Regions from separate parts of the Homo sapiens genome. Here regions 1, 2, 3, 4, 6 and 7 are each linked to region 5. A link is an interaction called in ENCODE POLR2A ChIA-PET data of the cell type or tissue named here. Cell type or tissue: MCF 10A. All regions are shown on one strand.

Region 1 (4,000 bases), 85 kb before region 5:
GTTAGATAAGCTTCCTTCATGCATGAATTACAGTGCAGTCAATGTTAATGAAGCAACAACTTACACTAAATAAAGTGTGTTTAATAGAATCACACATAAAACAAGGTTCCATATTGCTTGGTTAATGAAAATGTGATCAGTGGCTCACAGGAATTTCACCTTGGATATATCTAGGAGCAATGGTTCTGTATTTGGGAAGTCAGCGTTTGCGGTGACTTTATAGGAGGAGAACTACCGTAAGTAGTGAGTGTCAACTGTATAGAACAACACAGAAGTTCTTCATTCAATGTACTTATCTCTGTCTCTTACACATGCACACACATACATACATACATACACATTTATACTTTTTTTTTTTTGAGACAGGGTCTCACTCTGTTGCCCAGGCTGGAATGCAGTGGTGCGATGTCTACCCACTGGGGCTCAAGTGATCCTCCTGCCTCAGCCTTCCGAGTAGCTGGGACTACAGGCATGCACCAGTACACCCAGCTAGGTTTTTTTTTTTTTTTGAGATGGAGTCTCATTCTGTCACCCAGGCTGGAATGCAGTGGCGTGATCTTGGCTCACTGCAACCTCCACCTCCTGGGTTCAAGCGATTCTCATGTCTCAGCCTCCCAAGTAGCTGGGACTACAGGTGTGCAGCACAGTGCCTGCCTGGCTAATTTTTTTTTTTTTTTTTTTTTTTTTTTTTTGTCAAGACGGGGGTTTCACCATGTTGGCTAGGCTGGTCTTGAACTCCTGACCTCAAGTGATCCACCCGCCTTAGCCTCCCAGAGTGTTGGGATTACAGGCATGAACCATTGCATCTGGCCGGTTTTTAAAACATTTTTTGGAGAGTTGAGGTGTTCCTATGTTGCCCAAGCTGGTCTCAAACTCCTGAGCTCCAGCGATCTACCTGCCCTGGCCTCCCAAAGTGCTGGGATTACAGGTGTCTCTACACACACACACACACACACACACAATTGGCCAGGTGTGGTGGTGCACACCTGTAGTCCCAGCTACTCGGGAGGCTGAGGTGAGAGGATCACTGGAGCTGGAAAGTTCAAGACTGCAGTGAGTCGAGATTGCACCACTGCACTCCAGTCTGGGCAATAGAGTGAGACCCTGTCTCAAAAAAATTATAAAATAAAATAAATGAATCTAAATGGGATCCTACTGTGTATATTCTTTTGCAGTTTTCTGTTTTTGCTTCACAGCAGGCTGTATGTGCTTTCTGTGTTGCTGTGCCCAGAGACCAGCCTCACTCTTTTTAAATATCTGTGTGATGTGAATGTTTGTTCTCTCGTGTGCTTAACCATTTGCCCCTTTGATTGACATTTAGGTTGTTTCTATTTTTCATTACAACAAACATTTCTTGTCCATGACAATAGGGATCTGTAATGGGCCCTTCCATTCCTTCATAGAGGGTTTTCACTGGGAGAGACTGGGGCCAAGACTTGCTCAGATCTCTGGGCAGAGCTAGAGCCAGAGGACCCAGAATCCCAGCAGAGCTCCAGTTACCTGTGAGAGAAACAGGGGCCTGCGAGGGCAGGGAGGGTGGGCGGAGGGCGGTGGGCACAGAGCCCCCGCTCCCTGGCAGTGCGTGTGGTCCCATTCCTCAGGTCCTTGTGCAAACACCGCTTTGTCCCTGGCTGAATAGGAAAGTCAGCCCCAAATTAGCACTAATGTGAGGGCGTTTAACCCTCTTGTGAGGCCCTTTGAGAAAGCACAAAAGAACTTTTTCAGGGGCTGGGCTGTGCAGCCCAAACAGGTCTGACTTGGAGACACATGCCTAGCAGGAATGCCAGCCCTAGGGAGACTCAGCAACTGCCCTCTCCTGGCAGGTAACCCAGCAGATGGAATCTGAACACAGCCCCCGGTCCTGGAAGGCCTGCACCCCAAGGGCTGTGGCAAGCAGGGGCAGGCCACTGTGCCAGAAGGCAGGATCTCATGGCTGGTTAACTAACGTTTTGACATCAGGGAGATCTGGGTTCAAATCCTAGCTCTGCTATCACAAACTGAGACCCTCTGAGCACGTCTGTTCCCCATCTGAGCCTCAGCTCTCTCAGCCATCACATGGGGATGATAATAGTGATGACCAGAGGAGCTTATTAAGAAGGTGACCTGAGACGATACAGTGTCACCTTCTCCGGGAGCCTGATCAGGCTGTTTAAAACCACAACATTAGGTGGGGCACAGTGACTCACGCCTGTAATCCCCAGTATTTTGGGAGGCCAAGGTGGGAGGATCTCTTGAGCCCAGGAGTTTGAGATGGGTCTGGGCAACATGGTGAAACCCTGTCTCCACAAAAAATACAAAAAAGAAAAAAAAAAAAACAGAAAAATTAGCTGGGCGTCGTGGTACACACCTGTAGTTCCAGCTACTTGGGAAGCTGAGGTGGAAGGATGGCTTGAACCTGGGAGGTCGAGGTTGCAGTGAGAGCGGTGATTGCACCACTGCCCCCCAGCCTGGGCAACACAGCAAGACCCAGTATCAAAAATAAAAACATAAAAAAAAAAACAAAACCACAGCATTCCCCTGCCCAACTCCACTCCTCTCTCCTCCTTTGCTACCTTATTTCCCTCCACAGCACATGCCCCTTCTAACCTGCTGTATAAGTTACTTATTTGTTTCACTTACTACGTGCCTTTCCCAACCATAAGCTGCACGAGGGCACAACTTCATACCTCCTCTGTGCATCGCTGTATCCCAAAAGCCTTACACGGTGCCTGGAGCACAGTGGGCCCTCAATAAATATTGGTCATGTACAGAAGGCTTAGCACGGTGCCTGGCACATAGGAGTCTTTGATTTTAAAAGACAACTTTGGCAGCTGCCGCTGTTGGCATTGTCCTTATTCTCAATGTAATTCCCCAGGGCACACAGACAACCAGGTCCCTGTGCCACTAGGCTGTGCCTATTGGGATTCTCACCCTCCTCAGCTCATAAATCAAGAAAGAGAAATATTTGGGCCCATACAAAACCACAGCAGAGGGCTGGGCCTTGCCCAGAAGTTGCCTCTGAGTGGAGTCTGTACGTGCGTGCGCGTACGTGTATTCGTTGGCCTGTCTGTGTGTTTTCCCATCAGCACAGGTGCCTGCTGGGGCCACGCTGTACACCACAGGCTCTCCTCTCTCTCAAGATGGAGGTCGGGGTGTAGCTGCGTTTGGGGAGCAGCTGCCACATCTCCTTAGGCATGTAGCAGCCTGCGTGTGCTCCGGAGACAGAGCAGCGTGGGTGAGGCTCAGGGTTTGCCTGCCCCAGTGGCCTCTGCTCCAGAACAGGCTTGTCTGGGCCTGCCCACCCTTAATCTAACCACAGAATTGGGGAACTGACTGAACCCCAATTTCTAGGGGGGTACAGCTTGAACGCCAAGGCTTCTGCCACTGTCTCCATGGCCTTGGCCCAAACCTTATTGGCAAGAGGCCAAGTCAAAGGGCCTCACGTGGGTGCTGGAGGTTCCAGATCCACAGGCCATCTCCTGGGTTCTGAAAGGGTCACTCGTGTTTCCCAAGTGCCCACTAAGTGCCAGACCTGCATGAGGAGCGGGATGGAGGGGTGAGCAACAGAGACCCAGCCCTCCCCCATGGGGCTCCTGGGCTGGGCCAAGGAGGCAGATGTTAAACAAAGAGTTACTTAAATTACAGATGTGATGAGGCTGAGAAGGAAAATTCAAGGGACTGTGTGTGCTTTGAACTGGGCTGAGGTGGGTGCTTTGAACTGGGCACCTGAGCTGGGCTGAGGTACTCTCTGAAGAAATAATATTTATTTATTTATTTAATTTTGAGACAGGGTCGTGCTCTGTCACCCAGGCTGGAGTACAATGGCATGGTTACAGCTCACAGTAGCCTTAACCTCCCGGTCTCAAGCAATCCTCCCACCTCAGCCTCCTGAGTAGCTGGGACCACAGGCACACACCACCACACTGGGCTAATTTTGTTTACTTCTGTAGAGACAGGGTCTGTGTTGCCCAGGCTGGCCTTGAACTCCTGGACTCAAGCAATCTGCCCACCTTGGCCTCCC
Region 2 (4,000 bases), 180 kb before region 5:
AACACTGGGCTGGCACTCATGACATGCCAGGTACCCCTCAAAGACCTTTGCATTTATTACCTCATTTAATCCCCATAATAACCCCATGAGCTAAATCCCATCATTATCCATACTTTTCAGATAATGATCCTGAGATGAAAAGAGGGTGAAGTAGCTGGTGCAGTGGAGGCTGGGCAGAGTGAGGATGAACCCAGGTAGCAGCTCCTGGTCCTCAGACCCTGTTTCCCCAGCATCTTCCCGAGGTGGAGGCACCTCCCACAGCTCGTCTTATGCCCTTGACACAAGGTTAATGTGTGTGCTGTCTTACCTCCACCACCTGCCTAGGAGCTCCTTGGGCAGTGGTCATTGCTGTCCTTTCCAGACCCCACAAACCCCTCAAAAATGGATCAAATGCCCCCAACTCAAATCTGCGCATTTCCCATGGAGTCACGACCACACATCCATCCATGAGCACTGTTGTGATACATCTCCTTCCTCCCATTCCTAAACCCTGTGAGCTGCTAACAGGTTGCGCCTGTATCTTCCATCCTTGGCACAGGTCCTGATGCACAGTAGGTTTCAATCAGTGTCCGCTAAATTGCATTTTTGCCCCCATCCCACGCAGGGCACTTCAACAGGCTGCTAATAAGCTGCTCAGTCCCACTCTGAAGGTTTGTGACTCCCAAGGGAGGGTCCTGGCTCCATGGAGGCAGTAGCAGGCAACATCGTGCGTGGTGATGGTGATGGTGATGATGATGATGGCGGGCCGCATCGGCGCTGTTCCACCCACTTTATGTGTATTGACCCCTTCAATCCTCACACTTAGAGGCAGCAAAGGAGACAGTGGGTAGGGCTTCCCTAGAGCACTAGTAAATGCGAGTTCTCTTCCCTTCTCCCTCCCCATACATGTTTTTGTTTTGTTTGTTTATTTGGTTTTTGCCAAGAAACCAAGGAGTGGCTAAGTTCACACCAGTCACAACTTGGATTCTCGTTCTCTGGGATTTGCTCTGAGAGGCTAAATTCATCCAAGTCACAGAATGTCAGTCGCAGGAACTGTTTTTGCACAGGCGAAAGGCCTCTCTGAGGGTGGCATCCGCCCACCTCTAGAAGTCACAGGAGAACGCTTGACATTTCCCTCCCAGAGACCTACTTGGGCGTTGCACGAAGGCGGTGGTGTGCTGGTCAACCACCATTTACCCTCCTCGAAGAAAAGTGCTGAGATGTAGCATCTGCCCGTTTTTGTGACATAAATACTGCCACCGTGGCCAACTTCAAGCCACCAGCAGCAACATTTTGGAATTTTTAACAGTTGTCCTCACAAGCTGCCGCTGGCCAGCTCCAGCTGCCGCTGCCTGGAGGACTCTCTTTTTGCTCACTAAGAACAAACAGGCAGCACTCCATTCCTCCAGGCTAAGTGGTAACAGCCTTCTTGCCATTTGCCTTGGACTCAAGCCAGTATGCAAAGTGGCAGAATTAAAGTGTGTTAAAGCCCAGGAAAGTTGTGAGCTTCAGCAAATGAAAACACGAGATGTCCAGTTAAATTAGAATTTCAGATAAATGGCAACTCTGTTAGTACAAGTATGTCCCAAATATTGCATGGGATATACTAAAATCATCATCTGCAGTTTATCTGAAATTCTAATTTAACTGGGCAGGTAGGATGGAGCCGGCATTTAGGTCTTGCATTTTGTCTGGAACCCCTAGCTCCTCAGACACATATGAGTGCTCAGAAAATTCTTGCAAACTGATGGTCAGGTTCAGAGTGTGGTGATAACCGGGAGCTAGAGGTGTGTGTCTTCACTATCTACTATTTAAACCTAGAAGAGTCACAGTGACACTTCCTGTGTCAGCTTTCCTAGATTCAGGGACTCTGGAAGCTCAAAAGCACCCAAGGCCCAACACCTTGGACTTACAAATAAGGAAGCCCAGAGAGGTGACTTGCTCAAGATCACTTAGCGTGTGGCAGCACTGAGACTACAATTTCTGATTCATAACCCGGTGGGGATTTTTTTAATCCTATGTAATCTCATTTGAGAATTAGTTTGGTTTCGTGGTTAAGAGCAGACTCTGTGGTCAGAATGCCTCGGTTCTGGCTCTGACATTTACTAGTTATGTGGGCCTTATCTCTTTTGGCCCCAACTTCTTTAAAATGGAGATTAAGTGAGCTAATAGTACATGTAAAGTCCTCAGAACAGTGCATGGCACAAAATGAGCACTCGAGAAATTGATGCTTGCCCTGAAAACAGTTGCCTAGAAAAATCTCTTCCTTGTCTCCCCATAGCCCTTCGCATCTGCATCCACAACACGAGGGTTCTCCTGGGCTCTCGGCCTGGGGTGCTGGAGTACCTGGCTCCACAGTGCCTCCTGCTGCCTGCCTCACTCTCCATGGCAGTCAGTTCCTCTTCCGTCCACCGGGGATCATTCTCACCTAAAGCAGGAATCAGCACCCCTGTCGTCACCTCCCATGGGGCAAGGGTGAAAGGACTCACTGCATTTAAAAGTCAGCACAGAAGAACCCGTTAACAGCACTTTGACCCTATCCCTTATATGAAACCATAATTACACACTGCCCAGCCAGACTGGAAAGTCCTGGAAGGCACTGATGGTACCTTGGGCTTTCTACCCTAAGGAAGGCAGTAGGGATGGTGGAGACAGGACAGGCCTGAGTGGCAGAGATTGGAGACAGCAAGCTCTGGAGTCGGGCTGTCTCGGTTCAGCTCTGGGGTTTGCCACTTACTAGCTGTGTCTCTGGGCCTCACTTTCCTTAAAGTAGCCCTGATCATACCTCACTGTAAAAGGCTTGTTGTGAGGAGTAAACAAGACAGCACACACCGTGCGCTTGGCACTGAAGTCAGGTACTGCCACTTACAGCAGCGGGACCTTGGGCAAATTCATCTCCACGTGCCTTAGTGTCTCCATTTATCAACGGGGGACAGTAATCCCTTCATCACTGGCTGATGGTGAAAATGAGACCAACTTTGAAAAGCTTCTGACACCAAGCAGGTACCCAGGAACCTCTTGCCACAGTGGAGCATCCTTAGCATTTCACACCACTCAGCCAACTTCTGTCAACATTTACTTCCCCCTGGTAACTAGCATGGGAAATGCAATGAAAGCCCGATGAGCTCCCGCAGCAGAAATGAACTTGGAAGTGACCTCTCACTTATTCCTCTCTCACATGCCTGCATCATTCAGCACTTGAGCCTCAAGAGCTTGCCTCTTTTTGTCTGAGAGTTAGAAATGGCCTGGTTTGGGTTGAAGGTTGTTTTTGTTTCATTTTGCTTTATAAACAGAAACACTCCCTGGTTTCTCTTCTGAAAGGCTGAGGAGGAAGCTGAGTCAGGTGGGGTGGGGTGAACATGAAATCGCTCACCCTTCCCTTGCCGTGGGTCTGGCTTACCCAATCACTGCACACTGACTTGCACATCAGCCGCATTCAGTGTCCCACTTTAGGCCCATTTCTCTAATGACTTGAAAAAACAACTGTGTTCTTTTGGAATGCGGCAGGGCATAGTGGAAAGAGCAAGGGCTTTGGGAGTCTAGCCTGGCTTGGAATTCCAGCCCCACCACTTGGTAACTGAGACGAAGATCGGGCAAGTCAGGAAATGGTGGAGCTAGGCTGTCACCCACCAAGTGGTGGTAGCGCCTGTGCTGTGGGATTACAGTAAGGCTTAGTGTTAATGGATGTAAAGCCTGTGGAAAAGCACAATGGAATTGAAGTATCTCGATGACACCACCTTCTCTTCCCTTTCAGAATGATATCCCAGGACCTGGGTTCTACAATGTTATTCACCAGTCACCGGTGTCCAACAGTGTCTCATTGTCCAAGAAAGGAACTTGCATGTTTCCCTCAATGGTGAGAACCACTTCTCTTGAGTAAAGCATTAACTGGTCAGTAATTTCCTTCATTCATTGCATAATTATATATTGGACATCTGGTCCTTTCTCTCCAAAGGCCTATGGTTCTAATTAGGAGAGTAACTGCCTCCTCAAATTTCATGCAAGTAAATTGGACCCTGTG
Region 3 (4,000 bases), 93 kb before region 5:
AAAAGCAGAAATTAGCCACTGACCTTGAGATATTTTTGTCTGAATCTGGGAGACAATTTTAAGCTAAGCTGGGGTTGGATTTACCAGAAATATCCAGGGGTTTACTTTTATTATTTATTTCAAATGTAATATATGTTTGTGGGAGAAAATTTTCAGAATTACCAAAGGCAATAAATAACTAAAAATTTAAAAACATTACTCCACCATTCAATGCTGATATTTTAAAACCTTCCAACCTATTCTTTCCATAGTAGATTTTTTTTCACAAAAATGGAATCACAGACAAGATATTATGTTTTATAAGCTTGCTTTTTTCTTTTTTTTGAGATGGAGTCTCGCACTGTCACCCAGGCTGGAGTGCAGTGGCGCGATCTCAGCTCACTGCAACCTCTGCCTCGTGGGTTCAAGCGATTCTCCTGCCTCAGCCTCCCGAGTAGCTGGGATTACAGGAACCCACCACCACGCCAGCTAATTTTTTTTATTTCTAGTAGAGACGGGGTTTTACCATGTTGGCCAGGCTGATCTCGAACTCCTGACCTCATGATTCACCCGGCTCGGCCTTCCAAAGTGCTGGGATTACAGGCGTGAGCCACCGCGCCCAGCCTAAGCTTGCTTTTTTCCAAAAAATGTATCAATAGATTTTGTTGTTATTAATGAATGTATCAATAGTTCTTAAGCCCACTGGGCAAATTATTAAGACTCTGTAACTAGAAATGATTCCCCCGCAGCATCCTGAGAGATGAACATGATTCCGCACAGTGACTTCAGGGTGGCTTATTAAGGGGATAAACTCCTCCACCTCTTCTTGTTAAGCATGTCTGTTCGACAGTCCAAGCCCAAGATGAAAGGCAAGTGGCATGGCTGAATCAGCACTTTGGTCCCACCATGCCTGCCACCTGTTTTATTAAGCGTGCCAGTGTGTCAAGTGCTGAGGAATGAAAAGAAGGGTGTTGTTGTCAACCGTGACTTTATCCCCTCACTCCAGGCCTTCCCTCAGCCACCTCAGCTGGAGAGGCCTTGAGGCTGAGGAAAAAGTGCCTTCCAGGAAAGCAACTGCACACATTTACCTCAGAAAATAGGAAGCCCCCAAGAGCAGTGAATGAAACATTACTTTGCTGTCTTTGGAGGCCAATTTCCAGGTCTCTCCATTTTAAAATGAATGCAGATACAAAATCTCCTCAGTCCCCTGTAGCCGCGTGTGTCGTGTTTGTCCCCTTGGGACAGAAAATGGTGAGCTTATGTCCTGTGGTGAGCAAGAGCCCCCCTTGACCTGAAGTAGCTTCCATCCGTCCCTCAGCCTCCCCCTTTTCCTTTCCAGTAAAGAAACCCAGTTGCCTGGTACAGTGTCAGACTTTGCAAGGCTGTTAACGACCTATAAAAGTCCAAAGACAGACTACTCCAGAAGGAGGAATCACTGACTAAGGAAATCCTGAATGCCCTAAGCCTGCTCATTAACAAGAGGCGAATAATAACAGCCAAAGTGGAGAAGCTCATAAATTACCCAAGGAAGCCCAACGAAGTTGGGGGGTGGGGCCTGACCAATGGAATCCAGGGTTCACTTCTGGGGTTAATGGAATCCTGGCTGGTCCCTGGGATTGCCCAAGGCCAGGCGTGGTGTTTCCTTCCTGCCTTGCTGGGAGAGGTGTGGAAGTTTGAGGGAGGTGATTATTGCAGAGTCACCAGCAAATCAGGGCGATACTTGCTCTGGGCCACAGAGGGAAGTGGGTCACGCACTGGAGAGTATTAGAACTCCAAGCTTTGTCTTGGCGATGTGCTCCCAGATAAGTAAACAACATCCCTCCCTTTCCCTCCCCCTACTGGGCATCTTCCACTCCCAGTCATTTATCACAGGCTGAAGAAAACACATTATTAAAAAGAAAAAGGAAAGGCGGGGAGGAAGACCTAGGACTTCTCAAACCCCTTTCCTTCCAAGAGCTCCAGGCTCCATGCTATGATCACTATGAGCTTCCCGGACGGGCTTCCACACCCCCAGCAAACTGGGGGATGAGTTTAATTTGCTTTCCATTAAAGCTCCTGCTACTTACTAAAGATTTCACAACGTAATGGCTCAGTATAAGCAAAATGGAAGCCCCAGGCATGACTCAGCCCACCTTTTCATGACTCAGGATCTGGAAGAAATTGGAGAATGTATGATCAAATCTCGCCTGTGGCACATCCAGTACGAAGAGGTTTCCCAATGCCCTGATGTTTGTGTCTGTGTAGACGGTGATTTCATCACTCCACCAATAAAGCCTAACAGTACCAACAACAGCAAAAGAATATGGTAGCTGACCCTTATGGAGCCTTATCCATCCCAGGCATTAATAGACACACACGTTTCCTCCTCCGGCCCTCATGCTAAACTCAAGAGGAAACCTAGGCTCAGAGAGGTGACGTGACTGCCCAGATCGCACAGGGTGAGAGCCATGGCCAAACTCGGGGCCCAGTTCCCTAACTGTAGGACTACAACCACATTTTGGTGCCATATTTGATACAAACTCAGGTAGAGGTTAAGATCACGGGCCAAAGAGCCAGAAAGTCCTTGGAGACTGTCTTGGCCGCATACTTTAGGGTGAGTCACTTTGCCTTCCTGAGTCTCACCTGTAAGATGGGGGAAATAATACCGTTTGTGAGGATTAAATGAGATTCTTCACATAAAACGCTTAGCACACTTGTAATAAGTTGTCTGTAACTGTAGGTTGCCATGGACTGGGAGTGCCGGCTTCTGGGGGCACCCAGGTGGGAGGGTTTGGGGAGGGCCCCAGCAGGGCCCTTAGAGGAGCCGCAGAAAGCAGCGTTTGCCATTTCCACAATTTCGATGAAACCCATAATTATAACCCCTCCTGCCACCCCTGGCCCTGGGGCAGTGATAGAATCTTGCTGCTTTCGGGGTCAGGCCTAATCACCACATGGATGGGCAGGCACAGGGTGCTGTGGGAGATGGGTGGGGGACAGGTGGGAGAGGGCACTTGTGTCTGAGTCAGGCAGCAGGACACACCCAGAACTGCACCGTGGCGCACCCACCCAAATGCAGAAGCTGCTGCGGCCCCTTTCACAGGAGATCGCAGAGTGAGATTGCAAGGCCTAGAATTTCTGCCCAGGTTTTTTTCCCTCCTCCCACCCTAGGAGCACATATGTAACATGCTGAATTTGAGCCAAAGTCATATTAAATAACAGCTCCTCTGAATTGAGTTCTTACCGTATACCAGGCCCTAGGCTGGACACGTTTTATTTATATTCTAATTTAATCCTCACAACAGCCCCATGGGATGGTATCAGTTGGGTACACATATGTAGCAGTTACTATGTGCCAGGCACTGTTTTAAGCATTTCACGTCTATGACTATCCACGCCTATGAGGGGAGTACTATTATTTCTCCCTTTTTACAGCTGGAGAAACCAAGGCACATAGAGTGAAGTAATCTGCTCAAGGTCACAGGGCTAGAAAATGAGGGAGCCAGGTCTCAAAGCAGGGCAACTGGACCTGTGCACACACTTAACTTCTACATTACAAGCCTTCTCTACCCCACGAGCTACTGTTATTATCCCCATTTGGCAGATGAGCAAACTGAGGCTCAGAGACCAGAGCCAGGATCTGGCGCCAAGACCCATGCTCAAATCGTTATACCAGACTGGCCTACACTCTGACTGCAGTGCGTCTTTTTTTTTCTTTTTTTTTTTTTTTTTTTTTGAGATGAAGTCTCGCTCTGTCGCCCAAGCTGGAGTGCAGTGGCGCAATCTTGGCTCGCTGCAATCTCCGCCTCCCGGGTTCAAGCAATTCTCCTGCCTCAGCCTCCCGAGTAGCTGGGACTGCAGGTGCGCACCACCATGCTGGACTAATTTTTTTGTATTTTCAGTAGAGACAGCGTTTCATTATGTTGGCCAGGCTAGTCTCAAACTCCTGATCTCATGATCTGCCCGCCTTAGCCTCCCAAAGTGCTGGGATTACAGGCATCAGCCACCGCGCCCGGCCAGTGGGTCTTTTTTCAGTAGGACATGA
Region 4 (4,000 bases), 160 kb before region 5:
GTGGTGGAGGGCGCCTGTAATCCCAGCTACTCAGGAGGCTGAGGCAGGAGAATTGCTTGAACCGGGGAGGTGGAGGTTGCAGTGAGCCGAGATCATGCCACTGCACTCCAGCCTGGGTGACAGAGCAAGACTTGGTCTCAAAAAGAAAGAAAATAGCTATTACCCTTATAATGATAGCTGTGGTTATTGTATATCCTATAGACCTACTAGGCTATATTATACAATACAGCTGTTATTTGGCATGGCAGCTCAAGCCCCCAGCCCAAATTTGGAAGCTTCTTCAAGGAAAATGGTGAAATAACATAAGAGTGGAGGATGCTCAATTTTTAACTGCTTTATCTGGAGAAATATCTTCTGGCTTTTGCTCAAGTTTGAACAGGTGGTTTGAGATCGTTCTTATTTTATGGCGTTTGCATTTGTCAGTCAGCAGACTCTATAGATTTCTAGTTCTGTACTGGAGGCTCAGGTGAACAGGACACCACGCCTCCAGCCAACCTCATCTGGGAACAGCCTCGAAGCCAGGTGGAGGAGCCTGCAGCAAAATGCCGGGTTAGGTGGCCCCAGGGGTGTATGGCCATGTACAACCCATGGGGCCGTCTTCCCACTGGGCAGTGCAGCGGGACTGCGTGTCTGGGGCTTCTAGGGCTCGCTGGCTCTCTGTCAATGCTTCACAAATAAAAGGTCTTTGGTTAATAAGTCTGAGAAGCACTGCATCGTAACCCTCTGCCCCTGAGAACATCGCAGTCTGCACAGGCATCTTAAAGGCTCTGAGAAGGCCTGCAGTAAAGGAACCTATTAACCCGCTGTCTCCTAAACTTGGGTTCACCCTGATGAGGGGATGGTGCCCCAGGCTCTATAGCACGACATTTGTATAGCTGGCTCTGTGGTCTGGGGCTGCTCTGGGCACCTCTCTGGGTCTTCATTTCTCTATAAGCGAAAGAAGGGTGTCTGCATTTCTGACACATCAGAATCCCAGGTTTGCTCACCATGGACTCAGGAGAGCACACAGGGGACAACGAACGTGGAGCCAGCCTGGACCCACAGAGGAGGTCCAGATTATGTATTTTAAAATTAACGTGGGAAAGATGAAGCTAAGAAATTTATCATTTTATTTGGAAAGCAAGAAGATAAGACTGGTAGGCTTTGGACTATTCTAAAAAAAACATTTATCTGTTCCCGATGAATGATGAAGAAAATGATGTAATGAAAAGAAAAGACAGCTGAATATCAGAGTGTTGAGGAAATATCCAAAATCCAGTTTCTCAAATTCCAGTTCTGTTTTCTCCTGTGTCCCTGGAGGGAAGAGAGGGACAGGAGCTACACGGGTTCCTGAGGTCAGTAGACCCCTGAGGTGACCCCATCTGCATGCACCTTCCCTTAGGACTTTGTCCACATCAGAACTAATCCTCTTTAGCTCTCCACGGCTACGTGGAGCGGCGGTGACTTGCCGCCATGTTTCTTTCTCGGGAACACACGCGTGCCATGCAGGGGGAGACCTGCCCTCATCTGTCTTGGGTTGGAGTTGATGGGCTTCCCATTCTTGGGCAGAGTTACAGCTACAGAAATGCTTTTCTGGATCTGCTTTCTTCAGGGTGCAGGAAGCATCAGTGCAGATATGAATTCTCCCTGGAGTTTTTAGTCTCATGTTACTGGCCAAAAAATGTAAAGCCCAGCCGTGAGAGGATGGCTGGATATGACCAAAGCTCAGGAGGCCACCATTAGGGCAGGGAACGGCTGATCACGTCCCCTGAAGAGGCCATGGAGGCAGCGTGGGCAGTGGATTGATTAGCGTAGGCCCCAAAGTCAGTACCATGGAACCTCCACTTTCCCTGCTCACCAGCCCTGTGGGCCTGGGGGAAGGGAGGTCACTTAACTCCCAGTGGGTTCAAAGTCATCCTTGGTGAACCAGGATAAGAACACCTCATAATGTGGTTGTAAGGATAAAAGGAGATAACCCACAAAATTCACATGGTAACTTGTATTTTTATCAAAGCAGGTGAGCGGGTCCTCTGTGTCTTCCTAGGGTTTCTAGTGTGGCCCCGCAGGGCGGATGCTGTGCTTGGGGCTGGCTGTTTGTTAGCACTGGCATTTCTGAGCTCCTTAGCTAAAGGTCATGCCATCGGGTGTTCCTTGGCCATGGCCACCTTGCTGACTCAAAGCTAAGAGGACTTCTCAGCTTCCAGGGTGTCTTCAGAAGCAAAGTGAAGTATCAGCCAAGGTTTCGCTTCTGAGGTCTTCAATATCCGTCACAGTGATGACTCAATCACTTAGGGTGAGTCAGGGTGAGAGTTTTGGAGATCAAAATAGTTCCTCCTAGGCAATGCCTTCCAACTCATGCTCCCCAGCAAGGAGGTGCAACACTCAGGGCCATTTTTCTAACCCTTGATCTGCTTCCTGGAGTTTTAAGCCACTGGATTTGCACAGACACGCTGTCTTGTCACAGCTAGAGCTGAAAAATCAAGCCCCGTTGGCCCCACTCCAATTTTGGTAATTAGATTGGACCCACCCTAACTTCCCCTGGGATTTTCAATTAGATATGGGATGCTTCTTCCCAAGCAGCTGTAATCTGTCACCCGCTACCCTGTTAAACAGATACTGCATTCCACCCCAGAGGCAATCGGCTGCCCTTTAATGATGAGAAAAATTGCCCCTTTATCCCTCCCAACCCTGGGAATCCCTGAGGCGAGTGAATGTGTGCCTGGGAGTGTCTGGAGGGTCTCAGATGCTTTCCCCAAGTGGCCTGCTGAGTCCTCTAAGACATTCATTATTCTTAGGTGATTTGCAAACAGCTCACATTGGAAGCTGCAAACACACTTAATCCAGTTGTGGCCAACTCAGAGCCTTTGATAGATGTTTTCTTTCCACGGGGCAGGGCCAGGTTGGCTTTTATAACTGAGCAATGAGGCTCATAAAAGCCCTGGTCACAATGCACTGTGGGCTGCCCTGGGTTTGATCCAGCCTGACCTTTGTGATTTGTCAGCCCCACCTCGACATGGAGGGACCAGCCCTGGATGAGGATGAAACTGTCATGTGGGCCTCAGATGCCTGGGCTCCTTTACATGCTGCCAGCCCTCTGCTTTTCTCTGCACTTCAGCAAATGTTCCCGGGATAGGGCTAGGGGCCTCAAAGCTGAGGAAGACACAATACCTTCCCTTAAAGAGCTAGGCAAGTAAAAGCCATAGAAAATGCAACATTTTAAATGCAAAGTAATAGCCAGAATGTATTCAGGGGCCACATACTCTGAGCTGAGAGCTCTCAGATGTGACCTGCCGTCGTCCTTCCACCTCTCCTCCAGGTGGGTGTGTCATTCCGAGTTTACAGTGAAGTGCAGGCTGTTGACGGTGGTGGGGCTGGGATTTGAATCCAGGTCCCTCTGCCTCCAAAATCCATCTCCAAAACCCATGTTCCTCACTTGAGTCACAGGATGGGAACATTCAAGACAGTCAGGTGGGGGGTGGCGAGACAGGCGTGGGTGGAGGAGAGAAGTTTCCCTGGAAGAAAGTGAGAACGTCAAGAATTGAATTCGAGTTTGCAGGGAAAGTTGGTGTTTCTCACAGAAGGAACAGCAGGGACAAAGGCATGGAGTTGCTGAACTGTGTTGTGTTGGGTGTTTCTGGAAGGTAAAACGGAAGCAGCAGGACATGGGAGATTAGGCTGGATTGAGAGGCCATAAATAGATCTTGCCTTTAAGTTTTCATCAGGGTTTGTAAGTGGGGAGTATCAGAAGCAAGTGAACAACCCAGGAAATCACTGGTGAATGGAGGGTTGAAGGCAGTCTAGGTGCTCAGCGTCTGTCTCCTTGTGTCCCAATTCCTGCCATAACAGCTACAGCTTTCCCCATTCCATGCTTTTGCTCCTGCTGTTCCCTCTGCTGGAAATGCTCTTCCCCACCTGAAGATTTTCTGGATTTCTGGATGGATTTCTGGATTCATCTTGTTGGAATTAATGTCCCTCTGTCTCTGTCTCTTTCTCTCTGCTTTCAATGCAGTTTTTTATTTTA
Region 5 (4,000 bases):
TAAGTCTAATGAAATGTTAGCAGTTTTTACTCACAATATATTGTTCAACAAAAAAGGCAGGTTATAAAACAATATGTACAGTATGAGCTCATTTTGTATAAGTGAAAAAAAAAAAAAAAGGCATGTGGTCTGCGAGCACCTCCCAAGCAGCTCACAGTGATCATTTCTAGGTGCGTGAGTGGGTGGGGGTCGGGGCGGCGGGGGGGCGCGTTACAGGTACGTCTTTGGTTTTTGTTTGTTGCAGCCAAAGTTTCTAGTTCTAATTATTCTACAGCTAATGTGTATTGTTTTTATGTAAAGGAAAAACAGAGGTATTTTTAATCACCATAAATAAGAACGACTATCCACCTCAGCTGACTCATGCGATGTCCCCAGGCCAACACGTGGGCTGAACCCAGGCCGCCTTCCACCGAAAACCACCAGGTGTGCCATTGTGGTTTGGGGCACCGGCACACCAAGCAGCGGCCTGCTTTGCATTTTCTTTTTCTTGTTTGTTCACAGTGACAGCTGATGACCCACTGGTGGCATTCCGTGTAACAAACACATGCCAAAGATTGCAGATTTCGTAGGCAGGAGGGAGGGAAGGAGGGAGGGAGGGAGGCAAAGGCACGCTGGAGTTTATCAAGCAATAAGTCCTGGCATCTTCCTTATGCAAAACCCAGGCTGGGAGTGGACAGTGATAAGGGCTAGGGACAGATATTCTGTAGGCTGTGGATGCCACGCCAAGAGGAAGAATGAAGGGAGGGGTACATGGAAGGAGATGGTGGCTGAGGCAGGAGGGCACGGGGAAGAAAGGGAGGTGGTTCAGAGGCTGCTCCCCCACCTGCTGGGCCCTTTCCAGGGCCTTCCCAGAAGTTCACCTGATGCTAAGCAGCAGGGGTGTGTGGGCAGCAGGGGTGTGTGGGCAGCAGGGGTGTGTGGGCAGCAGGGATGTGTGGGCAGCAGGGGTGTGTGGGAGGTGGGGATGTATGCCCTGGCGGGGGATGGGGGAATCAGGAAAGAGATTCTATTTGGCCAAGAGAGGGATATTGAGGCTATAGAGGGCTGGAGAATCATGTTCAACGGTGAGTGTGGGGAAAGATGGATCCAAGATGGACCCTTTTAAAAAGACACGTGCTTTAGGGAGCCTGTGGTTTCATGGGTCTCCACAAGCATCCAGAAATCTGTCCTCTGACAGCACCCTGGCTGCCCATCCCCTATCACAGGGTAGGTAGAACTGTCTATCTGTTATGATCCACAGCAGCCATCCCCCAGCCGAGCCCCATCTCAGCCTCCTGAGGCTCAGCCCCCATCTCCCCGTCTCGAGGCCCAGCCCGTGTCTCAGCCTCCCGAGGCTCAGCACGGTCTCCCTCCATCTTAGTCAAGCCCTGTGCCCAGCACAGGGCCGAAAGACAGAAGATGCCCACTGAGCCCCCAGTGAACACCTGAGTCTGAAAGATGAGTGTGGTCTGAGTGGCGAGTGACTCACCTGTGCCTGAGGCTTAGGAGACCCACCTCCCAGGTTCCCTTTAGCTCGCTGTGATCTGAGCTTGGGAGCATCGTGGAACAGGTCCCTGCCTTTTATTCCATCTGCACAGCAGGGTTAGTCCTGCCCGGCTCCATCTCTGAAGAGGAGGAATCAAAAAAAGGGATTTTACAGAGTTGAGGGGGAAGAGAGAGGGCGCAGGAAACCTATTCCAAGCTGGCATGTCCTGCACGTGCCTGCTGGCTTTGGGGAAGTTGGCGGCCGCTAGGGGCCTGGACAAGAAGGAAAGGTTGGCCAGGGCCTGGGTTGCCAGATTCAGCAGCTTGGCTGGAGGCTATAAGCAGGAGGAGGCCAGGAACTGGATCTGAGAAGAGAGGACCAGTCCCAGGAAGAAAGCTGAGACACTGCTGTCTGGGAGGAGCCAAGAGCTTGGTTTATTGTACCAGGAAGAAAAGTCTAGGCCTCTGCCAGGGCAATCATCAGAGAACACTGCTCCAGGGAAAACTGCCTCCCACTTCCTGGACCTCTGTGGGCAATAGAGAAGTACATGTCAGCAGTGCCTCCTGCTGGACAGCCCCAACATTACACTATTTGTCCAATGTCAGAAACAGAATGTAAGACGGATGTATCTGGAATGTTCAAGCTGGAGTAACACCATCCAACAACTATTACTGCTGCTGCTGCCACTTTTATTGATGGTTGACTGTGTCCCAGGCACTGTGCTAAATAATTTTATTGGATGATCTCAATGTTCACAACAGCCCTATGAAATAGGAACTATTACTAATCCAATTTTTCAGATGAAGAAACTGAGAAACAGTTTTTTTCTGAGGTTTCAAGTTAGCTGGTAGCAAGATTAGCTGTGCAGCCCAGGCCTCTCTAGCCCAAAAGCCCATGGTTTTTTGTTGTTGTTGTTGTTTTTTGAGACGGAGTCTCACTCTGTCGCCCAGGCTGGAGTGCAGTGGCGCGATCTCGGCTCACTGCAAGCTCCACCTCCAGGGTTCACGCCATTCTCCTGCCTCAGCCTCCCAAGTAGCTGGGACTACAGGCACCCGCCACCACGCCCGGCTAATTTTTTGTATTTTTAGTAGAGACAGGGTTTCACCATGTTAGCCAGGATGGTCTTAATCTTCTGACCTTGTGATCTGCCTGCCTCAGCCTCCCAAAATGCTGGGATTACAGGCGTGAGCCACGGCGCCCGGCCCAAGCCCATGGTTTTAACCGCATTCTTGGGTATCTCAACCAGTTCAGGATGATGGAGAGTTTTCGTTTTTGTATCATCTCCACTTGGTTGGTAGAGGCTGCCTAGAGCTCTGGGTTGAGAGGATTCCTGAGTGCTGTGATGAATTTGTGATATCTGCCAGCGGCACTGGAAGGGATGTGGCCGCATGCGTGTGAGTTATGTTTTCATCTCTGATCTAGTCCAATCTATTGTATACTGTGATCCTTATAGGACCCTGAGAAAAGGAATCAAGGCTAAATCTTTTTTTTGAGACTGGGTCTTGCCCTGTTGCCCAGGGTGGACTGCAGTAGTGTGATCACAGCTCACTGCAGCCTCAACCTCCCAGGCACAAGTGATCCTCCTACCTCAACCTCCCAAGTAGCTGGGACCACAGATGTGTGCCTCCACACCTCACTAACTTGTTTTGTTTTTTGTAGAGATGGGGTCTCCCTATGTTGCCCAGGCTGGTCTCAAACTCCTGGGTGATCCTCCCACCTCAGTCTCCTAAAGTGTTAGGATTACAGGCGTGAGCCACCGAGCCCAGCCTAAGGCTCAGTTTTCTGACCTCTGTCTTTACTCAATCACTCGGTGACCTAAAAGGCATCTCAAATGTAGCATGTCTAAATATGGAACTCTTGATTTGCACCTCCAAACCATCCCTCCACCATCTTCCCCACTAAGTAAAAGGCACCGCTAGTCTTTGTTGGCTCAAGACAAAAAGCCTTAGTATCACCCTTGACCTCCTTTTTCTCTCACCCCTGACATCAAATCTTTCAATACATCTCACTGGTTCTCCCCTTGAAATATATCCAGAATCCAGCCACGTCTCACCACCTTCACAGCTGCCACCACCATTGTCTTCCCTGGACTAATGTAGTAACCAATCTTGCTCCACGTGTCCTTACCCCCTGTATTAGTCTGTTTTCATGCTGCTAATAAAGACCAGAGACTGGGTAATTTACAAAGAAAAAGAGGTTTAGTAGACTCACAGTTCCAAGTGGCTGGGGAGGCCTCACAATCATGGCAGAAGGCAAAAGGCACGTCTTACGTAGCAGCAGACAAGAGGGAATGAATGAGAGCTAAGCAAAAGGGGAAACCCCTTATAAAATCATCAGATCTTATAAGACTTATTCACTACCATGGGAACCGTATGGGGGAAACTGCTCCCATGATTCAACTGTCTCCCACCAGGTCCCTCCCACAACACGTGGGAATTATGGGAGCTACAATTCAAGATGAGATTTGGGTGGCGACACAGCCAAACATATCACCCACTACACCTTAGTCTCAACTCAGCAGACATCCTTAGGCCT
Region 6 (4,000 bases), 190 kb before region 5:
AAGATAGATAGATGATAGATAGATAGATAGATAGATAGATAGCTATAGATGGATAGATAGATAGACAGATATGTACTATCTGGCCCTTAGAAAAAGTTCGTTGATCCCTACATACTTTAGAGTTTATAGTATATATCTTTAACTTATCATGGTCTACCATCAAGTGATATTATAACACTTCACATATAGTAGAAGAACCTTAAAACAGTATATTTTTATTTTTCCCTTCCTGGCCTTTATGTTATTGTTGTTAAACATTTTACTTGTACATATGGTATAAACCCTACAAAACAGTTGTTATTTTTGCTTTACATAAATTTTTTTTTTTTTGAGATGGAGCCTTGCTGTGTCGCTCAGGCTGGGGTGCAGTGGCGCAGTCTTGGCTCACTGTAACCTACACCTCCTGGGTTCAAGCAATTCTCCTGATTCAGCCTCCTGAATAGCTGGGATTACAGGCACCTGCCACCATGCCTGGCTAATTTGGTGAGGAGGCCTCCCAAAGTGCTGGATTACAGGCTACCACACCCGGCCAGTAATCATTACTTTTTAAATGTTTAAAATGTTATATTTAAATTATTCAAGGCTGGGTTTGGTGGCTCATGCCTGTAATCCCAGCACTTTGAGAAGCCGGGGCGGGCAGATCATGAGGTCAGGAGATCGAGACCATCCTGGCTAACACGGTGAAACCCCGTCTCTACTAAAAATACAAAAAATTAGCCGGGCGCGGTGGCGGGCGCCTGTAGTCCCAGCTACTCGGGAGGCTGAGGCAGGAGAATGGCGTGAACCCGGGAGGCAGAGCTTGCAGTGAGCCGAGATAGCGCCATTGCACTCCAGCCTGGGCGCAAGAACGAGACTCCGTCTAAAAAAAAAAAAAAAAAAAAAAATTGTTCAATTTATACTCATAATTTTATATTTTCTATTTACCCACATATTTACTATTTCCAGAGCTTCATTCCTTTATGTGATTCAGATTTCCTACTGGTATCATTTTCTTTGGCCTGAAGGGCTTCCCTTAACATTTCTTGTAGCTCCCATTTGCTGATGATTCTTTCAATATTTATATAGTTTTAAAAGTTTTTATTCTGCTTTTGCTTTTGAAGATATTTTTACTGAGTACAGGATTCTAGGGTGACAGGTTTTTTTTTTCCTTTTATTGCCTTAAAGGTGTTGTTTTCAGTATCAATCTGCTGTCATTCTCGTATTTGTTTCTTCATATGTGACATGTCTTTTTTCTCTGCCCAATTTTAACATTTTCTTCTTATCACTTTTTAAGCAATTTGATTATGGTTGGCCTACGGTGTCATTTTCTTCATGTTTCTTGTATTTGATGTTAAGTGACTTTCTTGAATCTGTGAGTCAATAGTTTTTTTAATCAAATTTGGAAAAATTTCAACCATTTTTTCTTGAACTATTTTTTTCTATTTCTTCTCTCCTCATATTTCTTTTTTTGAGAGCCTGATTACATATATATTAGGCTCCTCAAAGTTTCCACACAGCTCACTAATCCTTTTTCTTGTCCTTTTTCTGTTTTATTTTGTATAGTTTTATTTCTAGGTCTTCAAGTTTACTAATCTTTTTTTCCTCTAATGTCTAATTTGCTATTCATCTCATCTAGTGTATTTTTAATCTCAGACATTTAGTTTTCACATCTGGTAGTTCGATTTGGATCTTGTCATTATATCTTCCATATCTACTTAATATGTTCAGTCTTTTCTCTGGCTTCTTGAACATATGAAATACAGTTAGTGCAGCAGTTATAATGTTCTTCTCCACTAATTCTATCATCTGTATCATTTCTGAGTTGGTTTTGATCATTTATTTTCTCCCCACTTTGAAGTATATTTTTCCTTCTTCCTCCTATTAATTTTTTATCAATGCCAGGTATTTTGAATTTTACCTCTTAGGTGCTATTTTTGTAGTCCCATAAATATTCTTGTGCTTTGTTCTGAGATGCAGTTAAATTATTTGGAGACAGTTTGATCTTTTCAGGTCCTGCTTTAAAGCTTTGTTAGCTGGAACCAGAGCAGTATTTAGTCTAGGGGTAATTTTGCCCCATTTCTGAGGCGAAACCCTCCTGCATACTCTATGTTCCATGAATTATGAGGTTTTCCCGCTGTGACTCATGAAAACAGGAGCTATTCCCGGCCCTGTGGAAGCCTCAGGGATTGCTCACTTGAATTCTGCCAGGCGGTTCCTTCTCCAGCCCTGGGTAGTTTTCTCATGCCATGTGTTGGTCAATACCCAGGAACTTACTCAGGGGACCCCGTTGCAGAGCTCCATAGCTCTCCATCTGGGTAGCTCTCTCTTCTCTGGTACTCTGCTCTGTGAACTTAGCTGTCTTGGTCTTTCTGGACTCCCAGATCTATTTCCTCAACTCAGGAAGACCACGGGGCTCCATCTGGATCCCTTCTTCCTGTGCTGTGGTCTTGAGATTTTCTCCTGGCAGAAAGCTGGGGACCATCTTATTGCCAACCTCATTTACTTTGCTTCTCTCAGGGATCCCTGTCCTTTGTTGCCTGATGTCCAGTATCTTGATTGCTTTATATATCTTGCCCATTTTTAACTTTTTTTTTCCAGCTGGGAGGGCAAATCTAGTCCTGTTTTGGTAAGAAATAGGAGTTCAGTCATCCAGAGTGTTTTTCAAAAATTCTACTTTTTAAATTGTTTCATCAAGAGGGCTGCTCTGACACATGCATTTCTGTTATAGCCAGAAGCCTTGGATCTCCTTTCCAGTCAGGCAGAAACCTCTCCTTTCCCCAGGAGAATGTCCTTCCTTTAACCTTTTTTAAATAACTCTCTTTTTACTGCCTCCTCTGCACACTCTCTTAGCTGTTCTATAGGCTTAGGCTTTTAGAAACAAAAGCCAGGAAGTCTTGCAGCTGCTTCTGCCTTTTGATTTGCTGTATAGCTCTCTTAAAGCAAACAAACCAAAAACATAGCCATTCATCTACTTAAATGGGGAGGGGAGGAGAAGAATACATTTACTGTATATTGGTATCCCCAAATATTTTCTACTTAAACACGTATTCAGCTCCTTTTACTTGCTTCATCCTCCACCCAGGCAGATTAGGCTTCAGTGTCCCTCTCCCCATCGTGTTTATTGAGCACTTACTAGAGGCCAGCTCAGGAAGAGGAAGCACAGCTCAGAGCTCAAGAGCCTGGACTCATTAGGCAAATCATGTTCACACCCTACCTGTTCCGCTTAAGTGCTGGGTGATTCGGATGAGTAACTTAATCCCTCTAAGCCTCAGTTTCCTCAACTGTGAAGCTGGTTCATGATTGTACCCCTTGAGGGGTCCCTGTTGTCTTCAGGCTTCCTGCTCTGAAAAGGAGTATTGTTTTTTAAAAAAATTCAGAGATGAAGAAATGAGCCTTACTGATAGTTTCCATACAAACCACCCTCTGTCATGGCTAACACATACTTTCTTCTTTCCTTCTCTTGACTGTTTTTTTTCCCCCATTTCTGCGCGTATTTCCTCTCTGAAGGTTAGGATTCTGATGTTAAAATAATTTGGCTTACTGTTGTGAACAGCCTACAGAGTCAGGATGCACCCCCCCACCCAAAATTTGGTTTGGATGTCAAGACTTACGGTGCCACACACACGCTCATGAAGAGTGTAGGAAAAGGCTTATCACCCACATAGTGAGGCCTTCTGAGGACAGCAGCACAGCCTTCCTAACCTGATCCAATAATGGCTTGAGAGAGCAGGGAAAGGAGCCTGGCTTGGGGGTTTTCTTATGGTTGGAAAGCGAGGCTGGACTGAGGGCAGGGGTCTGCGTGGTTTGAACTTCCAGCTGGTGCCACAGGAGGGAGCTCTGGGCTTTCTCATCCGCTTGCCCAGTGGTAGGGCAGAAGGGAATGAGGGAGTGGTGAAGCTGAAGAGCTATCAGCCATCAAACATCAAAAAACTGGAGTCAGAGTCCATTACACTTACAGGTTAGAGTCTATAATCAACCTGCTATGCAGACAGATGCTGCCAAGTTCTAGCAGTTGTGGAAG
Region 7 (4,000 bases), 180 kb before region 5:
CTCATTCCCGTGTGAACTGGATGAGAATTTCATATCCCCCACCCCACCGCCTCTTTCAGTAACTTTCACCTTTAGCACCTCCTCCGCTTCTGCATCCCAAGACTTAGAGGGAATTAAAAGTAGCTCTCATCAGAGAAAGATCAGAATGACCAGTAGGAATGTGATTATGGGTGAGGCTGACCAAAAAACTCTGTGGGTCTATAAATTTTAGAAACTTCCTCATGACTGTTGAAACAACTACACCCAACCTTTTGAGAGACCTGTCATCTCTCTAAGTCTGAATGATATAAAGAGCTTTATTAGTATATTCCAAATCTTTGCTCCAGAATCTTCCACAGGACTGACTAGGAGAAGTGTATGAGGCAGGTGGGTGGAGAGTTTGATGGCCTCTCTGTATTTGCATGCTGGCAGGAGTGGCTCTAGAAAAGTTAGTAGGTGCTGGAGAGAAGTTCATAAATGCCGGCATTTGGCCAGATTGGAGGCCACAGGCCTGGCAAGTAAACCAAGGGGTGTGTAGTGTTGGTGAGTGAGTGTTACTGTAGCCACATTCTGAGACTAATTCTATTACGATACTTTATAAAACATTGCCTCTACTGGGACTTTTTTGGGAAGAAGTTTTTTCATTTTCAAAATGTAAGTTGTAGGTGTTCTAAACCAAAAAAGAGTCTATGATTGAATGGGCTTGCTGTTATCCCAGAGCCATGTCGCTCAACCCTTTCCCCTTTAGAATGGGCTCTCTGATCCATGTCATGTAGTGGAGGCTGACTGCTTGGGTAGGAATGCTGGTCCTCCGCCTGAATTAGCTGGGGAAGTTCAGCTTCCTCATCTGTAAAGTAGAGATAATCATAAGATCCACTGCTCAGGGTTGTCCTGAGGATTCAACACAAAAACCCACCAAAGGTATTGGTTAACTCTTGGCCAGAATGAAAAAGATGAAGCACGTTCAAAGCTGGGGTGACCTTACTTCTAGGAGCATCAGCAAATCCTTACACACTGCATGTAGCCACTTCTTATTAGAATTCGAGTTTGGCAGAGTTGGATACTCAAGGAACAGATCAGCGTTGGAGTTAACTTCCCATTACTGAAGAGGCTGGGGTTGAGCTGGGGCTTGAACCCAGGTTAGGCTCTGAACAACTTAGGCTCTGGACAAGAACACTCCCGCTTCTGGTGCTACACCCCCCCAAATGCTAGTGGGGGTCCATAAACCAGACGCTGAGGACCGTCACCACCAAGCACAGAGTGAAGTAGGGGGGCCCTAATGCCTTCCTTTTGGCTCACCCACTTTCTGTGTTTGTGTAGTTATTGATTCCTATCAAGTGAGAAAATCCAGGGCAATGTTCTCAAGCTTTTGACCATTAAATAGTGGGAAATTTTTTGTTTTATCAGACTCCAATACTTGCCATGCTATCTTAGGGGAAAGTGATGTTATCACTGAGTTTCTGTGACTTTTGTCCCTGTTCTTTTGACAAACATTGATTCTGTTTGTTTTTTAACTGAAGATAATTTATCGTGGCTTCCTGAAAGGGTGGGATTGGTTCTGTTAAACCGTGAAAATACTGTAGGATTTGATGAAAACAGTAATTTGGTGGAGGGTAGGAGGCACAGATGGACAACAAGCCCCCTGGAGCTTTGTTTGAAGCAAACTCGTTGCTTAGGCAGTTCAGATCATTTAACCTTAGAAACAAGATGTGAGATTTTACTCAGAAGAAAAGCCTAGGCTGAGAAGAGCATCTAAAGCTTCCTATCACATAAATTACCCAACAGCTGATGAGTCAAGGGTAAGTGGCCTGGAACAGGATTGGGTGGAAATGCATTTATGGCAAAATCATTTTTGCCAAGTCCCAAACAGAAGATGAATAATTTGAGTTAGTTTACAGAAGCGAGTACAGGTCTGAACTTGCGTTTTCCAAGGGAAGATCCTCAAAGCCTGAGGTCAGTTTATCATTGTTACTGCCAGAGTTTCGCCTTTTATAAAATGCATTTAGACCTTGTGCTGGTCACCATCTTTTTGACATCTGTCCTTCAGATCCACAATATTATGTGACAATGCTGATTCCTTTGGTTGTCTCCTTACAGTGCGCCCGATTGGACACCATCATTTCTAAATACCCTGCAGCGAATGCATACACTATCCCATCGGATTTTATTTCCAAGAGAGACTTTAGTAATTCGTGTTCCAGCATGTTCCAGTTGCCAAGCTTTATGAAAGCTCTCAAGTTTGAAACTCCTGCACCAAACTATTACAATGTAAGAACTCTGCCTATGCTTGCTAAATACAGATCGAATTAATGGTTTACTAAAATAAAAGGAAGAGGGGATCTTGGGGACATCGTATTTTAATGCAGTTGTCAAGCCAGTTAGCATTTGTTGACTACCCAATGGGTGCCTAAGGCTGTACAAGACTCTTACAGGGAATTTGCAGACCCCAGAGATCAGGATGGGCAACATGGAGGCCAGTATCAAGCTGTGGGGAGGCCACTGCCCTGAGAAACACATATTCTAATTACTCTTGTCCTGTAACCTTTCTGGGACGTAGTTTTCTCATCTGTAACAATGGGTGTATTATTTACCACTTTGTCTGCAGCCACTAATGATTTACTTTTTAGGTTCTTCTAGGGAAAATAAACTTTCATATCAGAAAATAGGTGTTTTAACAGTCGTGCCCTGCTGTGCCAATTATGATCGCTTTGTATTCACTGACGCAGAATGGCATGGATGGTTAAGAGATGGACTCAGGAAGGTTTGGTTTAGCTCTCATCTGTTGCCACTTTCTAACTGTGCGGCCTTCGGCAAGTCCCTTAACCTTTCCAGGGCTTAGTTTACTGATCTGTAAAATGGTGATGTATGTTCACCTCATCGTGTTAATGCAAATATTAAATGAGATAATGTATGCTTCATGCCCAGGACAGCACCAGTCACACAAGGACCACACAATACATGGAGATTGGTAGGGCTGTCTTTGTTAGTACATGAAGGGTATTTACTTACCCTTAAATACAAGCAAGTAAGTAAGTCACAGCCCCCACTGTACAATGGAATCAATTCTACTTGCCCTACAGGGTTACCATAAGGCAACGAACGTGAAAGCACTCTGAAGTGCGCAAGATATGAATTGTACTTAAGACATTAATGTTATGCCATTTTCCAAACTATTTTGGTTTTATACATTTATTATACCATTTCCTTTTTTCCTTCATAATATTGATAATTAATAATTATTTTTCTGACTACAAAAATCCTGCCCACCTTCTATGATGGATTCAAGCTTTTTTTTGAGACGGAGTCTTGCTCTGTTGCCCAGGCTGGAGAGCAGTGGTGCAATCTGCAGGCTCCACCTCCTGGGTTCACACCATTCTCCTGCCTCAGCCTCCCAAGTTGCTGGGACTACAGGCACCCGCCACCACACCCGGCTAATTTTTTGTATTTTTAGTAGAGATGGGGTTTCACTGGGTTAGCCAGGATGGTCTCAATCTCCTGATCTCGTGATCCACCTGCCTCGGCCTCCCAAAGTGCTGGGATTACAGGCGGGAGCCACCGTGCCCGGCCTCATTTAAGATTTTCTAGTAGCCACATCTAAAAAGAAAAAGGGACAGATGAAGTTAATTTGAGTAATATAGTTTACCCAACAGATCCAAAATATTATCATTTCAACACTAATCAATATAAAAGTTATGAATTTTATATTTGAGGAAGACTATTTTCCTTGTAGTGAGTCTTTAAAATCCAGTATGTGTTTTATTCTTCCAGCACATTTTAATTTGGGCCAGCCACGTTTCCAGGGCCAATAGCCACATGCAACCTGTGGCTACTATACTGGGCAGTCCAACTCCAGGCAGTCTTCCCTCGGCATAATCAGAGCCTGAAAATGATGAGGAGGAGGAGGAGGAGGATGAAGCACTTCTCATGTACTAAGTGCTGGTCTAAGAGTTATGTATTAATCATATTTAATACTCACAAGTGAATCCATAAAGTGGATTATCTTGTTCCCAGTATAAAGAAG

The links. ChIA-PET counts read pairs that join two places held together with the same protein. Peaks named below come from ENCODE experiments on the same cell type or tissue, not always from the same donor. Only the 100,000 strongest peaks of a DNase experiment are listed, where the experiment ranks them.
Region 1: POLR2A ChIA-PET joins it to region 5 with 10 read pairs; 4 of 35 experiments call an interaction of 5 or more read pairs at or near these places.
Region 2: POLR2A ChIA-PET joins it to region 5 with 20 read pairs; 24 of 35 experiments call an interaction of 5 or more read pairs at or near these places.
Region 3: POLR2A ChIA-PET joins it to region 5 with 17 read pairs; 5 of 35 experiments call an interaction of 5 or more read pairs at or near these places.
Region 4: POLR2A ChIA-PET joins it to region 5 with 13 read pairs; 8 of 35 experiments call an interaction of 5 or more read pairs at or near these places.
Region 6: POLR2A ChIA-PET joins it to region 5 with 12 read pairs; 24 of 35 experiments call an interaction of 5 or more read pairs at or near these places.
Region 7: POLR2A ChIA-PET joins it to region 5 with 14 read pairs; 24 of 35 experiments call an interaction of 5 or more read pairs at or near these places.

The regions. Positions count from the first base shown.
Region 1 is chr1:24,284,592-24,288,591 of GRCh38, reverse strand. No RefSeq gene overlaps it. Among named protein-coding and RNA genes, the nearest start is that of GRHL3, 33 kb to the left of the region's middle. RefSeq lists a silencer at 1,559-1,853 and enhancers at 1,295-1,893, 1,894-2,492. In MCF 10A, no CTCF peak of the experiment used is centred here; DNase peaks (open chromatin) are centred at 1,831, 2,171 and 3,161.
Region 2 is chr1:24,383,737-24,387,736 of GRCh38, reverse strand. It overlaps STPG1 (sperm tail PG-rich repeat containing 1), which reads left to right. Exons shown (of 9, transcript NM_001199013.2): 4 at 3,734-3,835. Among named protein-coding and RNA genes, the nearest start is that of STPG1, 28 kb to the left of the region's middle. RefSeq lists an enhancer at 3,168-3,217. In MCF 10A, a CTCF peak has its summit at 2,357 (motif pointing left); DNase peaks (open chromatin) are centred at 2,386 and 3,336.
Region 3 is chr1:24,292,647-24,296,646 of GRCh38, reverse strand. No RefSeq gene overlaps it. Among named protein-coding and RNA genes, the nearest start is that of GRHL3, 25 kb to the left of the region's middle. In MCF 10A, a CTCF peak has its summit at 1,736; DNase peaks (open chromatin) are centred at 1,606 and 2,146.
Region 4 is chr1:24,363,676-24,367,675 of GRCh38, reverse strand. All of the region lies in intron 7 of STPG1 (sperm tail PG-rich repeat containing 1), which reads left to right. It also overlaps a transcript of GRHL3 not described here. Among named protein-coding and RNA genes, the nearest start is that of GRHL3-AS1, 44 kb to the right of the region's middle. RefSeq lists enhancers at 2,349-2,398, 2,163-2,457, 1,660-2,859. In MCF 10A, no CTCF peak of the experiment used is centred here; a DNase peak (open chromatin) is centred at 2,255.
Region 5 is chr1:24,200,068-24,204,067 of GRCh38, reverse strand. It overlaps LINC02800 (long intergenic non-protein coding RNA 2800), which reads right to left and starts at 3,828. Exons shown (of 3, transcript NR_027087.2): 1 at 3,677-3,828; 2 at 1,469-1,604. In MCF 10A, a CTCF peak has its summit at 2,028 (motif pointing left); DNase peaks (open chromatin) are centred at 397 and 1,897.
Region 6 is chr1:24,392,313-24,396,312 of GRCh38, reverse strand. The region is part of intron 2 of STPG1 (sperm tail PG-rich repeat containing 1); the gene reads left to right. Among named protein-coding and RNA genes, the nearest start is that of STPG1, 19 kb to the left of the region's middle. In MCF 10A, a CTCF peak has its summit at 3,789 (motif pointing right); DNase peaks (open chromatin) are centred at 2,182 and 3,842.
Region 7 is chr1:24,377,900-24,381,899 of GRCh38, reverse strand. It overlaps STPG1 (sperm tail PG-rich repeat containing 1), which reads left to right. Exons shown (of 9, transcript NM_001199013.2): 5 at 2,077-2,247. Among named protein-coding and RNA genes, the nearest start is that of STPG1, 34 kb to the left of the region's middle. In MCF 10A, no CTCF peak of the experiment used is centred here; a DNase peak (open chromatin) is centred at 1,819.